Regions from separate parts of the Homo sapiens genome. Here all the other regions are linked to region 1. A link is a loop called in an ENCODE intact Hi-C map of the cell type or tissue named here. Cell type or tissue: PC-9. All regions are shown on one strand.

Region 1 (8,000 bases):
CCCGGCTCAAAATAATAATAATGGTAATAGAATTATTATTAGGTTGGCATAAAAGTAATTGCGGTTTTTGCCACTAAAAGTAATGGCAAAAACTGCATTTACTTTTGCACCAACCTAATAAAAGAGTGGTTCCAATGGCACTGGGGCATCATTTTCCCACCTCCAGCACGTGTGTCTTGGGGTGGAAAATTTTAGAGAATTCTAAAGCAGACATCCATTTCATCTGGGGGAAAGGGCTGTGGTTCTCACAAATCATCTTAACAAATGATTGCGCCAGCTTTTAAGGCATCCAGTATTTCAAGTGGTTACTGCACATTTTCCTCAGAGACAAAGCTGTTGTCGCTAAATCTTTTCCTCAGGATTTACATTTAGAAGTTGTGGCTCATAGGATCTCGAGTTCTTTCTTCTTCTTTTTTTAAGGGGAAAATAATCTTAAATTGCAAAGCTGCTGGAGGCTTTTAACTTTTCCAAAGAAAGAAGTTTTCAAAGTGATGTTAACAAAGGCTTGAATTTTCCATGAAAAATAAGCAGATAAAGCTCCTGCTTGATGTTCCAGGGCAGAGCTATGACTTTTCCTGTAATTGTCACATTCTGGAAAAGACCAAAATGCTGACCTTGCATAGCGGACTGCGGGACTGCAGCGAAGGGAGCAGCTCCTTATTTCCCCTGGATATAAATATTTTCACATGTTGTGATAGGGGGCCCTCTTGGGTAAACAAATAATTCCACGATCTTGGAATAAAAAACTACATTGCTTCAGGGATCTCCTAACCTTCTCAGTTTTCCCCAAATATCTGTCTGGCAAATGTACACAAAGAATTTTCCTTAGCAAGCCACTGGAAATTTTATATTCTCTCTGCCCCTTTTCACTCCAGGTCACACTGCTCTCGTGTCTGGAATGTAAAATACATCTCAAGATGTAACAGTGAAAAGGAAAACCTTAATGAAAACGTCAGCTGCTGCAAATGCAGGGCCAATAACCAAAGTAACCTGTTGTTGTGCTTTTAGCAACACATTCTCTTTCCTTGCTGTTTTGGCATTATTTTATACTTTGGTTCAATGGTCTCTGTCGTAATAAAAAAAAAATCTGCTTGTTTCACACGTTGGGTGGGTAGCTTACAAGAACTCATGTGGAAAGGGCTATACAGACAGTTCAGGGAGACAGTAGTTAAACTACCTAAGGCAGATGGTGGTAGATTCCATTTTTAAAGGTTTCTGTGGACAGATATCCAAACCTCCCTTGCCAAACACTTCTTCCCCTTTTTTTTTTTTTTTTGAGATGGAGTCTCATTCTGTTGCCTAGGCTAAAGGGCAGTGCATAGTCTTGGCTCACTGCAACCTCCACCTCCCGGGTTCAAGCAATTCTCCTGGCTCAACCTTCTAAGTAGCTGGGATTACAGGCGCACACCATCACGCCCAGTATTTTTGTAGACAAGGGGGTACGCCATGTTGGCCAGGCTGGGTCTTGAACTCCTAACCTCAAGTGATCTGTCCACCTCGGCCTCCCAAAGTGCTTATAGGCGTGAGCCATCACGCCCAGCCCACTTTTCCTTTTGTCCAAGCAAACTTTTCCTTACTGTAACAGAAGTTCCCTTACATTTGTTTATGGAGTTCAAAATTATAGGTTAGTCAAATGAATTATAAATCTAGATGATCTTACTAAAACAGGGAGTCTATTTAAAAAAAAAATGATAGGCCTGTGTAAAGAATCAACAGAATCTTAATGTGGGTATCTGATAACTCTCTTTTCTTGGTAGTGACTTCACACTCATTGCAAATAGAATTATTCATGCTACAGCCTAGTCAATTATTCTAATATCTCAAAATGCAGGCACTGTTAGAGACTTAAGTAATCCCATGCTAGATATTTATGTATGCAAGTACATACATATATGGTACTCCTATTTACATGCATTGTTACCACACACATTAGAAAGTGATTTGTTTTGGGACTTCATTTCTGGAATATCTCTCGGAGTCTCTGTAAAAACATACTTAGATCTGACTCCCAGGAGAAATAGCAGCACTGAGTAACTTGGGGACAGTGACTGTCACTATAAGGAGAAGAGAAGACCAATTACAACCTTCTGCCTTGACAACTCAGTTCATTTAGGAACGTCTCGAACATGGTTTGCGCTCAATAAACAGCTTGCTGAATTTCACAGAATATAATTACTTTTATCTTTTAAGTGTCCCTGTAATCCACTCCATTAATCTTCATTTTAAATTGGGCTTCCTTTCTCTAAGAAGCCATGTGGTTCCCCCAAGCCCTGGACTCCTTCTATGTGTTCACACTGATATAGATGCTACAAAGCTCCTTGGAGCCACACATGACCTGTGTCCTTCCCAATGGACCACCCCATTAGAAGTATGAGAGATGGCAGCTCTTAGAAAGTGGCCTTTGGGGCCCAACTTTGGCTACCGTTAGACTCTTACGGGTACAGGCATTCTAAAGCCAAGTCTACACTGGCCACTAAGGAAAGCTGGTCTAGGAAAGGCAGGGAAGTAATAAAAGGAGTCCACAGGAGGTATGTCTGGGCTAATTCTTAGCCACCCAGAATATTCAGGCAAGACTTTGTTTCATGAAAGTAGCTCTTTCGAGGGAGAGGGATAGCTAATTTTCATACTTGAATCTTTCAACACTTCTGTGAACCTATGGAAAACAAAAATAATTGCGGGGGATGTGCTAACTGGAGTAGGAAGTGATAAGATGGCAGTCCCAAGCTTGGGCATGCTAAAAGAGACAGGTGACAGGGCTAGGGACAGGGGACCTGATAGAACACTGTATACAAAGTCCTTCTGTCTGAAAGCCCATGCCCCAGTTCTTGGCCAGTCTGCCCCATAAGGGGCAGTGAGACTTGAGTACAGCCTGGGGCTACCTGGTCTGGACCTGTGCTGTGCAGTGGTGGGGAAATAAACTGGGCTCTGGTTACTGGGCTGGGGTCTTCCAGAGTGGAGCTAAGCTATGAAGAAATACCCAGGAGTGGGCACCAGTGTGTGTGTGCATCTTAAAATAGGGGTCTTAAGGTGGCAGACCTCCTCTGGTTCCGCCGTGGCTGCTGCCATCTGGCCCTGGAAAGCCAGGTGCCCATAGTCACTGGTCATTTGTGAAGCCAGTCCTCCCAACTCCTCCGGGTTAGTAACCGACTTAGTCATCTGGAAAAAGAAAACAAGCAAGACACACACACACACACACACACACACAGAGAGAAACGCATGAGAACCATGTGTTAATATCACTGGAAGCCAAAGGGTTTCATTCACTTTTAAGCTCCTGAGGGGGTGAAGGCCAGGCCTTGCATTTGGGGCTAGATGCTGGAGAGGGCAATTCAAGCCAAGCCCATGCTGCATTGCACACAAAAGGCCAGAGCCCTCGCAGGGCCCCGCTCAGGCCACAGATTCTGGCCGGGCCCAGTGGGCACATGCTCAGCGTTCGGGCTGTGCAGCTTGGAGCCAGTGCCCAGGGCCCACCCTCTGGCAGGTGAGTGTGCCAGCCCCTCGCCAGCGCAGCCCTGGGGGGTCACCAGAGGAATTCCCCCTAGAAACCCCCAGGAGGCACAAGCCCTATGCGATTTTCACCCCTGGGCCAAGGCTTCTGTCGGGGGCTGATCTGGTCTCTGGGTGCCCTGAAGCAGGTCCCACCCAGGTGAGAGAGGGCATGAGGACAGGGCTGTTAAGAAAACCATGAATGACAAGTGCTGGATAAGTCAGTGTTTTAGAGGAAAACACTCATAGAGGATACAGCTTTGCAGTAAATTTGTGCCAAAGAATGACAAGGTTTTAGCCACAAATTTAGTTAAGAGTAGTGTGTAGCCCACATGGTCAAGTTCTGCCTTTATTATGAAGATACTCAGGATTTTTCTCTGTTTCATTGACTGATGCATCTCAATTATCTAAGGCAGCTGGCATGCTAGTTTCTAGTGTTTCCTCTTCCTCTGGACAAAAATACCTCTAAATTCTCACAAAAGCAGTTTTAATCTGCCACCCAGACGGGTGTCACTGTCCCTCATCAAGGGGCTCCCCTCCTGCTCCACCTCCTCTTGCTCTGGATAACAATACTGTCTCTTTCTTTGTGGCCTTTTAAGACCTTGATTTTAAACAGCCTTTTAAAATGTCTTTTGAATGACTCTCCATCCATCAAGGCAGGACAGGAATGTCCACCCTTTCTAAGGCATGTGTACAAGGACACGTCCCAGGCTTCAGGCTGAGATGTGGCCGCCAAGGAACGCACACTGAGCTGCACGAGAGTGAGTGTTGCCACGTGCTGCTCCACTGCGACCTGCCAACAGGTGCACTGGGAGTCTGGGCATCCTGACGGGGTGAGAAGGGCCTCTTTCACACAAAGAGCCAGGCCAGTTATCTCAGGAGTGGCCATGCAGCCTGAGGCTCAGCTCCTTAAGCTCATGGACACCCAGGGTCAAGCCAAGGCAGCTCAGGACCTGGCTCTGGAGACATTCCAGAAACACCATGAGGCTGCTCAAACATGACTGCTGCTGCACTGTGCTTCCTGCTCAACAGGAATCTGTGCTGAAAGTCTGCTGGCTCGGACTAGGATCCGTCCTCCATGCTCCCCTGAGAAGGACAAGACTGGGCTCAGCTCCAGCTTTTCACAAAACACTGAGATGGGTGTACCATTCCCCAGCCCGAATTCTTTTAAACAAGCCTGGCACAATCACAGAGTTTCCATGAATGAATGGCAGCAGCCAGGGATGACTTTGTGGTCCAAGCTCAACCCCTAGTGGACACATGATTACATGACAAAACCACTCAGAGGGGACCTGGGCACAGCAACCATGTGGTGGCTCATTCTGGTCACTTCAGCGAGGAAGGCCCATTGATTTCTCAACCCAGGCTTATGTGGCAAGTATCAAAGAGGCATCTTTCAAACTTTTATCTTATGGCATCTGAGCCTTTAAAAGTTGGGAGAAACTTTTTCTATGGACTCCTATCAATTCTTTGAAGACAACATTTGTCATCTTTCGTATAACTGCTTAACATATCAGATAGCATTCACTATCTCTCAATGCCATTTATATCTAAGAATCTATATAATACAGTTCTAGTTGCATTACATTTTAGAAAAACAAACAAACAAACAAAACAACAAAAACCAAACCAAACCAAAACATTACCTCCAAAAGTTGTATGCCTTCTACTGTCGGAATTTTTTTTTTCTTATTACATAACCATACTGTTTCATTTTGCCTGAAAGACTGGCAATACCTTATTTTCCAAGTATTATAACTTGATTTCATCAGATAATCTCATCTCTATTTTATCCCCAAATATCTTCTCTTGTACTGTTATTTTAATCTACTAAAAACACCTCAAGTCCTTCGTGAGGTGAATAAGATTCTCCCCCTTTCTCCTTAACTACAAATTCCTTGCTTTCCCCGTCTTTTCATTTTCTCTCCTTCCTTTGCTCCTCTGTCCTCATGCCCAAGTCTCAGCCATCTTTAATTCCCTCTTGCAGCTTTTTCATGAGAAAAGAACTGCAGCAGACTGGGGCTACTGGACACAGGCAGCCAGAAAGACCACAGATAAAGGACAGAAGCTGGAGCCCCTGAGGGACTAGAGAGTGGTCTGGGCTCTCTCTCTGACACAGATCTGGGATTTGCAGGCTCAGCGGCGGCAGTGGATAAAAAGGCAAACAACAGTGGGGAGGGCAGCTCTCTTCCCTCTTACCATTTCCTGAGCTGTCACCGCAATGGCTTTGGAGTATTTAACCACAGTCGTCTGATAGTCGACAAATGTTCCCTTTGGTTCTGGAGGAGTGCCTTCATCCAGCTACAGAGGAGAGGAAAAGAATCCAAAGGTCATAAGAAGCCTGCTGAAGTGTAGACTGTATTTACGAGAATTAGGAACTTTGAAAAACAGAGAGGGCCTCAGAGATTCTTTCGCCCAGTGTCAACTCAATTACCCAACTTGTGCAATAAGGACTTCAACAGAAGGGCACATAAGGCATTCAGGGTACATGGCAAGGAGAGGCTCCCAGCCTTGCCTGAGAGGAGTGGGAGGCCTTCCAGAGGAGTGATGTTTCCGCCAAGTCTTACCAGGCGAAGAGTCTGCCACATGTAAAAGGTGGGAAAGGCATCCCAAGAAAAGGGAACAGAATTCACGTACATGGAGGCGGGAGCCAGCCTGACACTTCTAGGGAAGCGCAAAGTGCCAGAAGATGAGGTGGGAAAGGAGGCAGACTCTCCATCAGGAAGCACTTCCTGAGGAATGGTCGAGTCCATGGCTATCCACGGAACCGTTCTTTATGAGCACAATCGGGGAATAGAAGGAATTAGAAGCACTAGGAATAAATTGTTGCTCACCTGACTATAAATGCAATAGGAACTGAGAGAAGGGCAAGATCACTGTGGGGTGGAAGAACTGAGACAATGGGACTATGTCCCTTGAAGGCTTGGGGACATATTGGTGTAGGAGATTTGTATTCAAAATGTGTTTCCAAGGCTTGTGAATGAACCTCGGGCTGCTTACTTAAACTCTGATCTCTAGTCCTTCAGTGGTAACTTCCAGGCATCACATGGTTACAGTAAAAATCAACACTACACCTGGTCAAGAACTATATACAGGAAGAGGAGAGAATGACCATAATGAAGATGCTGATGATAAAGATGATAATGCCAATGATGAAGAAACAGGCAACCCATCTTCACCACCACCATCCTCACCATCACCACTGGTTGCTGAATGGTATTCCAGGCGAAGAGACAAAGTGAACAGAAATTAATACAGGCAGAGTGAGTCTAGTGAGGTCATCCTGACCTGAACAGGAGGGGGCTGTTGACAGCAGTGGGAATGAGGCTGCATCTGTTTTATGGAAAACCTTGAAATCATGACGACAACAGTGGGATCTGGGGTAAGCAATGACGTATTTGAGATTTCCCTGGCAGCTCTGTGCCATAAAGTTCAGAGTCAGAGATGAGATTGGGGCCAAGTGGTCAATTAGGAAAATGTTAGCTGGTATCTTCAGTGACAGCTATATGTCATGAGCAGGCATGTACTGCACTGTGAGTGAAAGGAAGGCATCACTGTGGCCTATGCGTGATGTGGCTGCATAGCCCAGCATATAATTTTCACCAAACTATTAACACAAACTCCACACTAGACTTTTTTAGCTTTCCCTATTAGGCAGATAGATGCTATATCCCCATCACGGCACGGGGGCCCTGCTAGTCAAAGGAGACTGAATTGCATACTCATTCACTTGCTGTAAACTGACTGAACATCTTCTAAGCCTCAGGCCACATGCTAGGAGCTTGCATGTGAGATGTGACATCACTACCCACATGCCAGGATGCTGGAGCTGAAGGGCAGCTCAGAGTTCTTGGCCAGTGGCCACCAGCCAAAGAACCTTTAACTAGTCTGAGGACAATGGGAAAAGAAAGAACAAAGTAGTGACTAGGATTTCAATTTCATTTATTTGAAAGAACTTCCCTTTACTCTGAGAGTACAGCCTTCCTCCTTTTGTGGGTGCTAGCATGACCTTTCTTTTATAAAACAGCCGTGATGTAGATGGCACAGTTTTTGTTTGTTTTTGTTTAATTTTCTTACTTGGCCAAAAACAAAACGAAAACAAAAACAAAGAAAAGATACCACATCACAAAATCCCACAGGATCCTACCAACCTCACTGAATGAGGAAATCAACGTCCCGAGAGCTTGAATTCCTGTCCAAGGTCACCCGGAAAGCTGATTACTTCATACTCACTTGTGAGTCTCCAAACCTCCTAGTGCTGAGATGACGAGAGAGAATCTCAAAGAGAAGCTCCACAGTGAAAGCACCCAAAGTGTCAGGAGTCACATCCAAGTTAGAATTAACTCTGGCTACACTCAGGTTTTTCTATAATTCACTGGCTTTGAGAATTTCAGACAGTGAGTCTAATAGTATCTCAGAGTTTTAACCAAATTAATGAAATTCTGAGAGACTATGCCAGCTTTCTAACGCTTGCTGCACAGGGACCCAAAGGACCTGAAACGTCACTTAATTTG
Region 2 (8,000 bases), 620 kb before region 1:
GAAATGTGATAACATGGCTCAAGCTTAAGCTTCCCAAAGAAAATAACAGGAATCCAATGCTGAACTCTTTTTAGGTACTGATCCCTTATTGCCTGCCAGACGCTTTATGCACATCAACTTACGCTCCCATTTTACAGATAAAATCTTAATGTTCAGAGAGACTATGTGATTCACCCAAGGTCAAATAGCTTTTGTTTCGATGGGGCCTGTCAGGATCCCAAAGCAACCACAGGCTCTTAAGCATCCCTACCCAGCATGCCTTGGAACTCACAATAAATAGGCCCATTTTGTCTCTCTGTCCAGGTTGATGAAGCCTCGGCATCTTCCTTTTCCTTTCCCCTTTATTCTTGCATGTACAGATATTGGCCCTTTTCTGCAGCCTGGCTGCAGAAAAGCCTATTTTCACCTGGCTTAACATTTTTCTTGTTTTCAGACTGGGTCACCAAGCCAATGATTTTATTCCATGCTCTTTGAATCCACTGTGGTCATCAGTCATTTTCTCCTGAAGAAAATCACACACTCCCTTGTATCAGTGACCTTTCCTGAGGTCTGAGCATATATATCATTTCTAGGACATGTTTTCTTTAACTGAATACAGTCTCGCATACTGGGGATAAGGTTTGGGGATTGCTATGATTTAGATGTATCCCTTCCAAACTTCAGGTGTTGCCAACGTGATAGTGATATTAAGAGGTGAAGACTTGGCTGGGCGCGGTGGCTCACGCCTGTAATCCCAGCACTTTGGGAGGCTGAGGCAGGCGGATAAGTTGAGGTCAGGAGTTTGAGACCAACCTGAGCAACATGGTGAAACCCTGTCTCTACTAAAAATACAGAAATTAGCCAGGTGTGGTGGCGGGCGCCTATAATCCCAGCTACTTGGGGAGGCTGAGGCAGGAGAATTGCTTGAACCCAGGAGGCAGAGGTTGCAGTGAGCTGAGAGCATGCAACTGCACTCCAGCCTGGGTGACAGAGCAAGACTCTGTCTCAAAAAAAAAAAAGAAAAAAAGAGGTGAAACCCTTAAGAGGGGATTAGACCATGAGGGCTCCACCCTGAGGACTGAGACTAGGTGCCCTTATAAAAGGGCTTGATGGAGGGAGTAAGTCCCTCTTGCCCTTCTGCCTTCCACCGTGTGGCACCATCTTGGAAACAGAGACCAGACCCTCCCCAGACAACAAACCTGCCAGTGCCTTGGTCATGGACTTCCCAGCCTCCAGAACTGTGAGAAATAATTTCTGTTCTTATAAATTACCCGGTCTATGGTACTTTGTTATGGCAACACAAACAGACTAGGAGAAGGATTAAAACAGCAGTTGTTCCAGAACAGTTTCTTCCAACATTATGCTGATTTTCTTTTTTCTTGGACGCTTTTTTACAAGTTGCACTTTTTAAATGTGATATTCTCCTACTCTTGCTGAGGCCTCTACTCCTCTTTTCTTTCATACATTTTTGTCTGTGGTGCAAAACTGACACTTTTTTGTTTCTCTAATGCGAGCAACAATAACATCTAATTAATATGCAGCTACACTCAGGCCGAGGCAGAAACCCTTCCATCTGCTGTTCTGCGATAGCTGCTTCCCCTTTTGCTCACTTATGTTCTTTTTAGCTTATTCTGTGCCCTTTAAATTGCCTTCCTAAAACATAGAATTCCACATCAACTCAAAATTAGTTTAGAAAATAGATGGTGCTTGGTAAGTTCCAAACTATAAAATCCTGCCCATCCTCGGCAGTCTGGGGCTTACACCATTAAACATTAAGTGGTAGCAGATGCTTCCTGCCTGGGACTCAATTTCTAGGCCTATGTTTCGTTACTCCTTCTAAAAGATAGATTTTTTTTCTCTTTTTTCAGTCATTGAAAAAAAAAAAACAAAACACTAGGTTTTGGCCAGGTGCGGTGGCTCATGCCTGTAATCCCAACCGGGAGGCTGAGGCGGGTAGGTCATAGTCCAGGAGTTAGAGACTAGCCTGGGCAACATGGTGAAACCCTGACTTTACAAAAAAATACAGAAATTAGCTGAGCATGGTGGCATGTGCCTGTAATCCCAGCTACTGGGGAGGCTGAGGTGGGGGAATTGCTTGAGCCCTGGAGGTGAAGGTTGCAGTGAGCTGTGATCACACCACCGCACTCCAGTCTAGGCGACAGAGCCAGACCCTGCGTCAAAAACAGAAAACAACAACAACAACAAAAAACACTAGGTTTAAATAAAATGTAAACTTCTGTACGGCGGCGGGGAGAGGGGGGTAGTTTTGTGACAGATGTCTTGTTTTCAAAAACCTAATTGAGGAATGGGCTGCCATTTGTCTTCCCATCATTAGAAACTCAATCCTGCATGTCCTGGGGAGCCCAGTTGTAAACCTTAGTTTTTTTAGAAGGATGATGATTCCCCGCAAAGCCAGGCTGGCACTGTAGAAATCCACAGTCAGAAAGAACCACAAACCAACTCCCCTGGGTGGCGTGGTCCAGGCATCGCTTTATTTAGATGAATTCACACAGAGGTGCTATAGTGTGGTCTGGGCATATGATTATATGGTTTCGATGTCATGGAAACTTACAGGAAGTCAAGAGTGCTGTGAATCCCAGCTCACACATTTGCTGTGTCTACCTCAGTTTCCCTTTTTCTCAAATTGGCGGTGTAACTAGTTCTTATTTTGTAGGTATTCTAGTCCCCAAATTTCTTTTTAAAGAAACATGAGAATTTACTATAAATGCTACATAAATCCCAAGTTCGAAGTGCCTTTGGGCTAAAACCAGCTTTGAAGTGAGGCAAGAACTCAGGCTCCCTTCTCTTTTCTTCCCCGAAGATCCTAAGAAGAACACACAGCCATGGCTAGACCAGGGGAGCCAAGGAAAAGGAAGAGAAATGGTTACTTTCACTTTGTTCTTTAAGCCCTTGAAAGAGAGGTGACTCAGTGTGCCTCAGGAAGGGAGGATCCATCTAGCTTTCAGCATTTTCCAAGGTCCTTTTTGAGATGGGCACCAAAGTGACAGGCTCAAAGGAAGGCTTTCTTTCTTTTTTTTTTTTTTGAGATGGGGTCTTGCTCTGTCGCCCAGGCTGGAGTACAGTGGCGCGATCTCGGCTCACTGCAACTTCCGCCTCCAGGGCTCAAGCGATTCCCCCACCTCAGCCTCCTGAGTAGCTGGGATTACAGGCATGCGCCACCACGCCCAGCTGATTTTTGTATTTTTAGTAGAGACGGGGTTTCACCATCTTGGCCAGGCTGATCTTGAACTCCTGACCTCGTGATCCACTCACCTCGGCCTCCCAAAGTGCTGGGATTACAGGTGTGAGCCACCACACCTGGCCAGAAGGCTCTCTTTCTAATGTAAACTTTCACTGGCAGTCAGAAGGTGTCACTTACCAGAGTATTCTAATTCTTAGCAAATCGTCATTGCACATAAAGTGAACACAGTACCACATCTCCACGCATTAGACACATCGTCACTGAAACCATGCAGCCTCATTCAGAAATGACCTTGTGTCTGAGAGCTCATCTTCCTGGAATCATTTTAGTTTGATCCTTTCAAGGCTGTGAGATTTATTTTCAAGTATTATTTTTCTTTTCAAAAGTTATTCATAATTCAATTTAATTTTAAAAGCTTCATATACACATATCTACACAGATATGCACACGTACACTCACGCCTGGTACAAATCCAAATACTATACAAGGGTTCTCCACATAAATGTCCATCCCAGCCAAACAGCACTGTGTTACCAGTTTCCCGTGTCTCATTCCAGAGCCGTTCTATGCATAAAATATATATTTTTAGGTATTTTTTAAGAAGATGTACTGTTTAATTTTAAAGCTACTTTAGCATAAGACAAGGTAAAAAAGTAGGAACCTATAGATTAAAAAAGAAAAAAAAGGGCCTGGGGTATAATTGTTTTAAATGACGTGTTGATGTGTTGAGTTTAAAAATATTTTGATGTGTTCCAATGCATGGAAAACAAGATGGTCTGAAATCATTGTCCTGAACAAACTGTCCAATGTGATTACATATTTTGTGTGTGTACCTTGGCAAGGTCACGTTAACAAGTTTACATAATAATATACAGAAAACAGGAAGCCACCCAATAGACTGGAGTGAGCAGGGAGGGACAGGGAGGAGCAGAAAGACCGTCTCAAGAACTGCCACTTAGAGAAGAGGTGCTGAGAAGGAAAAGAGGTGAGCCGAGCGAGGTAAACAAAGCCTCAGGCCCATGCTTTCCAACAGGATTGTCTGCAATGGTGGGAATGATCGCGTCTGCGCTGTCCAATATGGTAGCCGCTAGTGCTGTTGAACACTTGCAATGGAACCAGCGAGACTGAGGGATTGAATTTTTATTTTAATTTTGTTTTACTTAATTTGAATTTAAACAGCCACATGGGGCAGTGGTTACCATACTAGATCGTGTTGCTCTGGGGTTTGTAACATCTTGGGAGGCATCAATGGGCTTAGAGAACTAAGAATGGAAAGGGGGCAGAGGATAAACATGGGGTAAATAAAAGCAGAAGAGGAAAGAAGGAGGGCAAGGAGCAGGAGAAAGAGTGACATTCAAGTGGAAAGGCATAGACTGAGAGGAATAATTGTCTTAAGTGATGAGTGGCCCCTGATCTCACTTGCTGAGACCTTCTGGTGTGATTCTGAGGTCTTCTGCAACCGCACACAGAAACAGTCTCTTCTAGAGCAATACTGTACTTGCTTACCCTGGGAGGCCTGTAGGTCTTCATCTCCTTATCTTATTGTGAAGGGAGCAAGGGTACACAATCCCAGGGACTCCCCTACTCCATTGTGTGAAATAAAATAGTTTACTCCAAGAAAACCCCACAGTTTTGATACTCCACTAGGTGTCACCATTAGCCAAAATGAGCTTTTATTTTTTATCGTTTTTAACCTGCAGAATTTGGTGAGTTTCTTCTCTGGGTCTATTGTTGATCTTTACAATTCATTTAGGTATTTTCCTACTTTGTCACAGACAAAGCAAAGTGGCTTGCGCTCCTGGAGGCTACCCAATAGGGATACTCATTCTAATTTGGTTTATTTTTCGTTGCAGTTAAAACTCAGTTACTAAGGCCGGATGTTGTGGCTCATGCCTGTAATCCCAACACTTTGGAAGTATGAGGCAGGAGGACCGCTTGAGACCAGGAGTTCCAGATTGGCCTGGGCAACATAGTGGGACCCCCATCTCTACAAAAAATTTTTAAAAATTAGCCAGGCATGAGGGCGTGCAACTGTAGTCCCAGCTACTTGGGAGGCTGAGGTGAGAGGAGCATTTGAGCCCTGAGCCCAGGAGATTGAGGCTGTAGTGAGCCATAATTGTGCCACTGCACAGACAGAGCTCTAGACCTTTTCTAAAAAAAAAAACAAAACAAAACAAAACAAAAAAACTTCTGCTAAATACCACAAATGTGTGTGTGTACACACGTGCTCGGCTTCCCAAAGTGCTGGGATTACAGGTGTGAGCCACCATGCCTGGCTAACATTCATTCTTAAATATTTACTGTGTGCTATGCAGGGGCCCCATGTACACTGCACAACTCTGGGGATGGGAGCAGAGGGCACAGTTTGCACAGACCTCAATGTAAATAGTGTTTCCTGAAGTTGTGCAGCCTAGCAGCTCTGCAAGACTCTGGTCTGGGCCATAAGAACTGTATTAGTCCATTTTCATGCTGCTGATAAAGACATACCCAAGACTAGGTAATTTATAAAGAAAAAGAGGTTTAATGGACTCACAGTACCACATGGCTGGGGAGGCCTCACAATCATGGTGGAAGGTGAAATGCATGTCTTACATGGTGGCAGACAAGAGAGAATGGGGGCCAAGAGAAAGGTGAAACCCTTTATAAAATCATCAGATCTCGTAAGACTTATTCCCTACCACACGAACAGTATGGGGGAAACCGCCCCTATGATTCAGTTATCTCCCTCCAGGTCCCTCCCACAACACATGGGATTATGGGAGCTGCAATTCAAGATAAGATTTGGGTGGGGACAGCCAAACCATATCAGGGACAAAATCATGAGGAAGATATGGGCCCTGCTTTTTCCATCCTCTCTGTTCTATTTCTTAGGAGAGTTCCTTAGTCTAAAACCTTCTTTGTAACTAGAAATATCTATGCCCTATATAAATTCTCAGAGTTATACATGTAACAGTTAGCTTTCCCTTCTATCCTTGTAAAAACAACTAAAGTTTAGTTCCTTTTCAGAGAAGTAACACCTCTCCCTGAGCATTATTTTATTAATAAGGCAAAGTATTATTCCAGCTGGATAAATCAAGTCATGGCCTTTGCCCTTGGGAAATTCAATAAGATCCAAAATAAAATCCTTAAGTTTTGCATATCTAAATTTGGCCTTTGAACAGAAGAGGAGTAGTAGCAATTGAACATGAATCTGGGGATCAGGACCCCTAGAATCTAGCCTGACTAGGCTTTCTTGGGGAATGTACCAGTTAGGTTGGGGGTAAAACAAACCACCCCAAAGCTTAGTGGCTTAAAGCAATGAACACTCATCATTTTTCATGATTCTGTGAGTCAGTTGAGCCGTTCTGATCTAGGCTGGTATGCAGATCGGAGGTGTGTAGGTGGCTCAACTGGGGTTGGCTGGCCTCCCTCACATACATGAAATTGACAGGCTGGTTAGTTGAGGAGGACTTAGCTGGGATGGTTTGTCTCTGCTCCATGTGATCTCTCCTCCTCCACTAGGCTAGCCCAGGCTTCACATAATGTTCTCAGCATGGTGGTCTCAGGGTATAAAAGAGCAGCAAGAGAAAGCAAGCTTCAGTGTGCAAGTGCTTGAATATTTCTTCTTGTGTCACATTTGCTCTTGTCCCATTGGCCAAAGAAAGATACATGGCTAAGCCTTGAGTCAGTGCGAAAGGTATTATCCAAGGATGTTGTAGAGAGAGGTATGAACAAATTAAGGACCAGTGTTGTAACAATCTACTGAAAAAATTAATTTAATTTCTCCTTATCTCAGTGTTTACCAAGATGATAATATTAATAACACTTTCTTGACCTACTTGCCAGGAAAGAAAAAAAATAAACACATGGAAGAAACTACTGTATATCATTCAAAGAAAAGGGACAACATAACTATTATTCATCTTACTTCAGTTTACTCATCTACCTTTTTCACGTCTCGTCCACAGCACGGCTAATCTATCTATGGGGCAATTAGGAATCCCACTTAGTGAAAATTCCTATCAAAAATAAAGGTAACAATTTCAAAAGAAAATTTTGTTTGTTTTCATAATTTTCACCAGCAAATTGGTACATTTTATGGGTTGTGTGTAAGGATACCCACTAAGGATGTAACTAGCAGGATTCTTCGAGAATAGAGACCCAGGAATGTCTAACCACAGGATAACTTTCACAATTGCCCTTATATGTTAGACTTGGCAGATACATTTTGGTTTTTTGTTTATTTGTTTGGAGAAGGAGACTTGTTCTGTCACCCAGGCTGGAGTGCAGTGGCACGATCTCCGCTCACTGCAACCTCCATCTCTCGGGTTCAAGTGATTCTCCTGCCTCAGCCTCCCGAGTAGCTGGGATTACAGGCGCCCACCACCATGGCCGGCTAATTTTTGTATTTTTAATAGAGATGGAATTTCACCATGTTGGCCAGGCTGGTCTTGAACCCCTGACCTCAGATGATCCGCCCGCCTCAGCCTCCCAAAGTGTTGGGATTACAGGCATGAGCCACTGCGCCCGGCCTACATTTTGTTTTAAATAATTGCTCAGCATTGTACAAGTTGAACACCTGTTATAGCACTCGGAGGACTTAATCACATAAAGAAAATGACTAGGAGTTTATAGTACATGTTTTCTTTTTTTTTTTTTTTTTTTTTTTTAATGAGATGGCGTCTTGCTGTGTTGCCCAGGCTGGAGTGCAATGGTGCAATCTCGGCTCACTGCAGCCTCCGCCTGCTGGGTTCAAGCAATTCTCCTGCCTCAGCCTCCTGAGTAGCTGATACTACAGGTGCCCGCTACCATGCCCGGCTAGTTTTTATATTTTTAGTAG
Region 3 (8,000 bases), 70 kb before region 1:
TCACTGAATCAGAGATGAGGGGACTCAGCACCTGTGTGTTACACCCTGTGGGTGATTCTGACTGGCATTTCAATGTTGGCAAATCACTGATCTGTAGACCCTTCTCCTAATTATCTTCTTCTAATCTCCCTGCAGCCATTTGAGGTGAGAGGTGGCAGTGCCCTATTTTGGAGAGCTTAGTTATCTGCTGTGTCCCAAAGCCTGCCAGGAGCAGAGGCGGGAGCCAAGTCCAGGCCAGGTGGTTTCCGGCTCCTTCCATTCCTCAGGTATCCAAGAGCAGCTGGTGGTGGCAGGAGTGGCTGCTCTCCTCCTCCGTGCCTTGAGAGAGGGTCTGGGAGGGTGTGAGGGAATGCGGGGAGCAGCCTCATAACCAGCAAGGCCTCTGGGGAAGCAGGGAGCCCCCATGTGCATTCCTGTGCTGTCTCACACCCACCCCGCCCCTGCATAGTCCTGGCCTCCCCATGGCCCTTACCACATCAGGGAACCCAGGAATGGTGTGTCCAGGTAAGAGGCTGGAAATGAAATTTTCATTTTAAAAAAGTCCTTCCGGGTTTACAAGGTGTGTGTGAAGGGATGGTGCTCATACCTGAGAGGGCGTCCGTGGATTAGGAAAGTCAAAATGATGAGGGGTCCCTCACCTGCCAACACCACTGTGGGTAGGGTGGACCCTGCCCCTCCTGGCCACCTTGCTGTGCAGGCGGTGGCAGCAGGTTCCCACCACAGACGAGGAAGCTGAGCCTCAGTGAGCAGAGGGCAGTGCCAGGGCTCAGTAGGGGATGTGGACACCTAGACCACTCTGCTGCAGCCCACCCTGGGCTCGGGTCCTGCACTGCCTGGCAGAGGCCGGTCCAGGCTTCCAGTTGATTGGGGAGAGGCTAGCCTCACTGTCGTCTCTGCCTGTCCAACCCAGCTTCTTCTCCCTCTGTGGAAAAGGGTAGCTGGGTTAATATCAAATGTTTTCATGTCAACCTACAATTTGGATTTCCTGAAGGTGTTTGGTCTGGGGAATAGAGGGGTGAAGGATGAAGTTTCTCCATCTTAGTTTTTCAATGATGAGGAAAACCTCATGCTTCCTGAGTTGGGAGAAGCACTTGCCTTAGAGTCAGAAAAAGCTAAGGTGGAATTGTCATTTCTCTCCCTTCCCGTATTTAACAGCTTGCACCTCAGTTTCTTTATGTAACAGCTTGCACCTCATGGGACAACACAACCCGTGTGGCAGAATTTTTGTGAAGAGTCAATGAAATAGTGTATGTGATCGCTCGAGCAGTGACCGGTACGGAGGTGCTGAAGAGATGCTGCTTGTTACTTTCTTTCTAGGTACCACAGAGTCCGTGTTCACACAGTGTAAATGCCATCTGTGGGAATTTAGGACACTGTCACTAGAGACACAGTAGTTTAAATCACAGACGTAATTAAGAAAACCCAATATACTATAATTCAGAAAATCCAAATCTGCAAACCAAATGCAAATTATTCTCTTTGCAGAAGGATTCTTCTATTAAAAAAAAAAAAAGCCCAAACAAAAAACCCAAAACATACCCAGAGATTCCCTTAAAATCATGTATTGATTTTATTTTATTCAGTCTCTTCAGGAATATATTTATTGGGTAAAGCATAGATTTAGTGACCACCTGGGCATCTCCAGCTCAGAATTGCCCCCAGTAGTAAGAGAAATTTGCTTTTTTTTTTTTTTTTGAGACAGCGTCTCGCACTGTCACCCAGGCTGGAGTGCAGTGGTGCGATCTCAGCTCACTGCAACCTCCACCTCCCGGGTTCAAGCAGTTCTCCTGCCTTAGCCTCCCGAGTAGCTGGGACTATAGACACATGCCACCATGCTTGCCTAATTTTTGTATTTTTAGTAGAGACGGGGTTTCACCGTGTTAGCCAGGATGGCCTCGATCTCCTGACCTCGTGAGCCACCTGCCTTGGCCTCTTGAAGTGCTGGGCTTGCAGGCATGAGCCACTGTGCCCGGCTGGAATTTGCTTTTTTAAATTAAAGAAACTTGAGCTCAAAAAGATTAAAAAAAAATTCCACTTGAAAATTCTTGGCATAAATGTCCCATTTTTCTGACCTACACAACCTATGGGTATAGGTCAGAACAATGGAACATTTGTTCTATACCCATAAGAAAATGCCACAAAGCAAAGTGTCCATAAATCCACAGTAAATCTTTACTTAATGTCATTAGGTTCTTGGAAACTGTGACTTTGAGCAAAATGACGTATGATGGACGAAACCAATTTTTTTCCTCATCAATGTTATAATGAAATCACACTGAACAAAACGACATTATTTGGAAACTTGCTGTCTATTGCTTCTCTTAAAGTCAAGACTCCAAGAACCTATTGATGACCTTAGGTGAGCCCTTGCTATACGGGACTGCAATTCACAGGAGAAACCATTCTCACTGGACACTCGCTGGGCCTCTCTCTCTTTATCAAAATCATTTATTAACCCTGTGGCCTTGGGCCTTGGGTGATGCCTCTGAGCTTCAGCATCTGCATCTGTGAACAAGGCTGGGACAGATGCAGGCGTCAGACAACGGGTTCACATCAGTTCTCGCTCCGAAATGCCAGTTTTCTTCCCTGCGATGGTGGTAATGGGATGTTGGGCCATGACTATTGGTACCATTTCTGTGCTGTCATAAAAACACTTGTTATTATTTTGGCATGAAATAGTCTTTTAAGCTGGTGCTGTGAGCACATGTTTCACCCTTAGCAAACTGGGGGGAAAGGCTTTGATTTGAAGGTTACCAGGCTTAGCTGGGTGCAGGTGGGAACCAGGCAGATGCCGTGCCGACTGCATGAATGCCCATTTTCAGACCACTTGGAGCCTCTGCCGCTGGACCCACAAACTTGTGGGAAACTCCTTGGCGGCTTCTTAAACCCAGGCTTCAGGGCAGACTCCTGGAGGATCTGTATTTAAAACATACAGGTGCTCGGGACCCAGCCCCAGTGGGCTGAATTCGAGTCCTTGGGATGTTGTCATGCAGCGTATCCGATTCTAGGCTATCATCATGGAACCGAAGGCCCTTTTCATGGTCTCCCACCCAGGGCAGCCCAAATCACTTCAGGGTTCAAGCAATAGTCAGCGTGCCTTCTGCCACATTCCTTTCCCATGCCGGAGCTTTTTCATTTTATTCCAGCCTCATAAGCATTGCTTTTGTGCTTGGCAAGGTAGTAGACGTGCAGCGAGTATTTCATGCAAGAATTCTGCTGATTAGGACAGAGGCTCAGGGGTAAGGAGGCGTGTCCAAGCTCGCACAGCTGGAAAGTGAGGACAGCAGGATTCAAAGTCAGTTTCAGCTCCAAAGCCTGTGGTCTTTCCACCACCTGCAAATAAGCCAGGAACACCTGGGCCTGCAATCTGCAGTCCATGAGCCAAATCCAGCCCGCTGCTTATTTTTGCACAGCCAGGTGAGCCAAGGATAGCTTTTACATTTTTAAAATGTTAGAACAAACAAAAAAAAAACATAACATGCACATTAAAAAAAATGCAACAACAGAGGCTGTATGTGGCCTGCTAAGCCTAAAATATTTACAATCTGGCCCTTTAAAGGAAAAACTTGCCAATTGCTGATTAAGACTGTGACATATGTCCCCTTCTGAGCTCACCCTGGGATGGTTGGTGAGACGACACTGGGTCAGTGTGTCCATCCAAAGCTTCATTGTCAAAAACACAGCAGTTCTGAGTCATTAATGTGACTTAGGTCTTCAAAGACTTTCGTAATCATTTTGCTGGCTTGGCCCGAAAGTGGCACATGTTCCTCTGGATGTGCCAGTGTTTGCTAGAACATCACAGAAAGCTGAGGGCTTTTACATTTTTCACCTGCCACATAAGAGTTTTCCAGGCCAGGTGCAGTGACACACACCTGTAATCTCAACACTTTGGGAGGCCGAGGCAGGCAGATAGCTTGAGCTCAGGAGTTTGAGAGCAGCCTGGACAACACAGTGAAACCCTATCTTTACAAAAAATACCAAAAAATTAGCCAGGCATGGTGGTGTGTGCCTGTGGTCCCAGCTACTCCGGAGGCTGAGGTGGGAGGACCACCTGAGCCTGGGGAGGTTGAGCTGCAGTGAGCTGTGATTGTGCCACTGCACTCCAGCCTGGGCAACAGAGCTAGACTCTGTCTCCAAAAAAGAAAAAAAAAAAAAAGGAAAAAAACAGTTTTCCATTAAGGGGTTAAGGGGCCTCCAGGGGCTGAGGCCAATGGTTGTTCCCTTATATCAGAAGCCAGAGCAATCACTGACCCAGTCCTATTATGTCCACTCTTGGCTGATCCTGGCAAAAATTCTGTGAGGTTGAAGAGAGAGAATTGTTCTCCCAATTAAAAAACAGAATCTTCTTTCTTACAGAAAATAAAGCTGTGGCTCAGAGAGCATAGCACAAGCACACAAAATGGTGGCACCCCCTTTGAACCTTGTTGTTGGTCTTCTCATCTAGACATCGTGCTTCTCTAGCTTACAATGCCATGGCTGGGCACTGGCTCAGTGCCCTGTGTTTAGAAAGAACACCCCGCACTTACTTGGAATTCACTCACAGATCCTTTCGAGGCTTCTGCCATTCTCTAGGGATATATTCCTTTGTTTTGATCTATTTTCTATTGATGAGGATATTACATTACCCCAGGTAGATGTTCAGTTATAAGAGACTCATTGGATTCTTGAATAGAAGTGCTGTAATTTTCTCCGATAGGATAGATGACAACCCCAAAGGTTATAGTTTTGCTGCCTGATAGGATAATTAACTTCATAACTAATTTAGGAATCTTAATTGCAGTATTCTTTTTTCTCAGTGATGATGAATATTCTACATATTTTTAAATGAACCTTGTCATTGTGCTGGTTCTTTGATTAGTGAGTTAAATCTTTGACACATGCTCACTGTATATTTGTATGAGCCATGTTTTTTTAACTTTTGAAAAATAGACTTTGACATCCTCATCATGCCTACAAAAATGGAGACCTCCAAGATCAAATCCACCAAGCTGCAGTGGTCACCCTGGAGTCTGGAGTCTTCTCTCTGTGGGTGTATTGATCTGTAAAGAGGTGGCCCGGGGTGGTGGAAACCTTTGGATAGCACAGCTCGGTTTAGCTCTTGGCTCCACCTTTTAAAAGCTGTGTCATATTGGCTGACTTGTAAGATGTCTCTCAGTTTTAGTATCCTCAGCCATAAAGTGGATATAATGCTCCATTTATATAATGTTGTTATATAAAAATTAAATAACAAATAATAATAGAAGACAGTGGTCGAGGATACAAATTCTGAGCCAGGCTGCCAGGGTTTGCTTCTTGGATCTGTTGTTTCCTAGTTGCACAAAATTTTCTAGTTGCATTTGATTTTATTGTGCTTCCATTTCCTCATTTATAAAATGGGGTTGCTGGGCATGGTGGCTCATGCCTGTAATCCCAGCACTTTGGGAGGCCGAGGCGGGCGAATCACGAGGTCAGGAGATCGAGACCATCCTGGCTAACATGGTGAAACCCCATCTCTACTAAAAATACAAAAACATTAGCTGGGTGGGGTGGCGGGTGCTTGTGGTCCCAGCTACTCGGGAGGCTGAGGCAGGAGAATTGCGTGAACCCGGGAGGCGGAGCTTGCAGTAAGCCGAGATCGCGCCACTGCACTCCAGCCTGGGCAACAGAGCAAGACTCTGTCTCAAAGAAATAAAAATAAAAAATAAAAAATAAAATGGGGTTAGACCCTACCTCAGTATTTAAATAGCCCTTGGAACTGTAGTCGACTGGAATATTGTAAGCACTTAATAAATGTTATCTGTGATGAGGAAAATAACGATATTCATAAAACACCCAGTAGAGCACCTAGTATATAATTTATTCTCAAAGAATTGGTAGCTGCCAAAGATCAAGGATATTCACCATCCAGACTCAGAGTCATGGCAAAAGGCCTGTTAATACATAAAAACAAAAAGTTTCCAAGAAATAAAGAAATTTGCCCAAGATCACCCAGCCAGAACCAGAACCTAAGTCTCAGATTTCAGCCCAGATTCTGTCCCCTGTGCGGAACTTAGGAGCTAGACACTGAGCACAAAGGACAACCAGCCCCGCCATGCAGGGGCTGAGTCTCCTTCCTGCCAGACTCGTCTCTGTAGCTTTCAGTGATTCCCTGCCCGAGGAAATGTCTTCCCCCTGCTGCTACTGCTGCTTCGAAATCAACGCTTTTGTGGGGCCACAGGGAAAAGTCAGAGACTGAGCACAACACACCAGGTCAGGGATGGTGCCATTTAGTCCCAGGAGCAGAAAAAAGACCAGGACTGTCCTGTGCCCTCCCCCACCTTCCAATCCCTGGGGTCCTGAGCTCCACGCTCATGCCTCCAGTCAAAATAGTTAAAGATTTCCATCCTAAGTGATGATGAACAGGAAAAACAAACCCATACCATACCACATACCCAAATACCAGACATTCCTCACATGGTTTGCTGTGTAGGTGATTGGCCACAGACTTCTCTAGCTTCTCAGAGCGCAGGGATGGAGACTAGGGGTGGGGAGACCTGTGCCCCGACCGCTCATCCCAGAGTCTAGAAACAGGACTGGGATGGCTGCTGTCTGTAATAAGTCTGCTATCCTTTTCCATACCCATCAAGTAAGCCATATACTGGAATCCGGGTGTTACCAACATCACACTCTAGAGATGCATCAAAAAGTAAACATTTGTTGAAGACCTACTGTGAGTCTGGCACCACGTTAGGGGCACGAGTGCTCAGTTAACTCTTGAAAGTGGACGCAGTGGGGTTTTCATTGGTCACATTTTCAAGATTGCTTTCATGTAGGTGTGAAGGAAAACGGAACAAAATTTCGCTGCATGCCTAGTATGTGGTCAAATGCTTGTTGGCCTTTTCCCATGCGACTGCTACCTGGCATTAGTTAGGGCACCTTGGCTGCAAGCCCAACTCTGTCTGGCTTAAATGTGGCAGAAGTGTATCTGGTTAGTGATTGGGAAGCCTGGAAGAATTAGGTTAGACAAACCGATCGACACTGCCACCAAAGATACAGATTCTTCGATTGCCTTCATTCCACCATCCTTGCGGGAGGCTCCACGATGAGGCTGGTGCTGATTGTGGTCAGAAAGTGGCTTTTTCATTCACTACTGATAGGGAAGAGAGAGCCTGTTGGGGATATATGATAGACATTGTGCTTGACTTCCCAACATCGACTCCCCTCTGCCTTGTGGAGTGCAGCAATATTTTGGGGACTTGGCCTCAAGTCAAGGATAACACCGTTTTCATTGGTCACATTTTCAAGATTGCTTTCATGTAGCTATGAAAGAAAAGGGAATAATTTTTTTTTTTTTTTACTAAAAGAATAGATTTTTATTAAGCGCTGTAAGTTTCTAGCAGCATTAACAGAACAACAGGCCAATTTCCATCACAGAACAACTCCTGAGGCATTCTCATTCCTTTCTGAAACTCTTCCATGAACTCCTGCAGTTCCCCCAAAGAAGCATCCATGCAAACTTAGATGAATAAACTATGGAGCTTTTGTGGTGAGGTGGGCCAAAAAAGCAGGGAATTTGGAATCTGGGAGTAGGAAAGAGAAATACATATTATCCACTCAGTAAACTGTCAAGAATGTGTTTCCTCTTATCTCCAGCAGATATTTTCTCTTATCTCCTTGGCCAGAATCAGGTTATATGTCCATTCCAGAACCAGTCACTAGCAGGGGGAATGGTATTATCCTTGACTTGAGGCCAACTCCCCCCAAATATTGCTGGACTCCATAGGCAGAGGGGAGTAGATGCTGGGAAGTCAAGTACACTGTCTATCAACAGGCGTGAAAGCTAAGACTTGCTCAGAGCCATGTCTCTCTGACGTTCAAAGCCCTTGTAGGTTCTTTTCACTTCATTGTACTACATGAGGCAAGAAAAGGGAAGGAAGGATTAGGGAGTTGAATTTCAAGTGCCCTTTTGGAGCATGCAGCTGCAGGAGGAAACTCTGCTTCTTAAAGTACCCTTTCCCCTCTACCTTTCCCTTCTTTTTCAG

Evidence for each region. Hi-C counts contacts between places; a loop is a spot of excess contacts. Peaks named below come from ENCODE experiments on the same cell type or tissue, not always from the same donor. Only the 100,000 strongest peaks of a DNase experiment are listed, where the experiment ranks them.
Region 2: it touches region 1 in a loop (8-fold over the local background); 8 of 110 quality-filtered maps call a loop at or near these places.
Region 3: it touches region 1 in a loop (6-fold over the local background); 41 of 110 quality-filtered maps call a loop at or near these places.

The regions. Positions count from the first base shown.
Region 1 is chr15:62,778,927-62,786,926 of GRCh38, reverse strand. It overlaps TLN2 (talin 2), which reads right to left. Exons shown (of 59, transcript NM_015059.3): 44 at 5,686-5,787; 45 at 3,037-3,156. Among named protein-coding and RNA genes, the nearest start is that of MIR190A, 41 kb to the left of the region's middle. RefSeq lists an enhancer at 3,893-4,821. In PC-9, CTCF peaks have their summits at 4,519 and 4,725; a DNase peak (open chromatin) is centred at 4,606; H3K27ac peaks cover 412 bases.
Region 2 is chr15:63,399,819-63,407,818 of GRCh38, reverse strand. All of the region lies in intron 4 of LINC02568 (long intergenic non-protein coding RNA 2568), which reads right to left. Among named protein-coding and RNA genes, the nearest start is that of LINC02568, 14 kb to the right of the region's middle. In PC-9, CTCF peaks have their summits at 4,624 and 4,826 (motif pointing right); no DNase peak of the experiment used is centred here.
Region 3 is chr15:62,849,338-62,857,337 of GRCh38, reverse strand. All of the region lies in intron 1 of LOC105370854 (a long non-coding RNA gene), which reads left to right. Among named protein-coding and RNA genes, the nearest start is that of MIR190A, 29 kb to the right of the region's middle. In PC-9, no CTCF peak of the experiment used is centred here; DNase peaks (open chromatin) are centred at 147, 3,697 and 6,417; H3K4me3 peaks cover 1,451 bases; H3K27ac peaks cover 7,282 bases.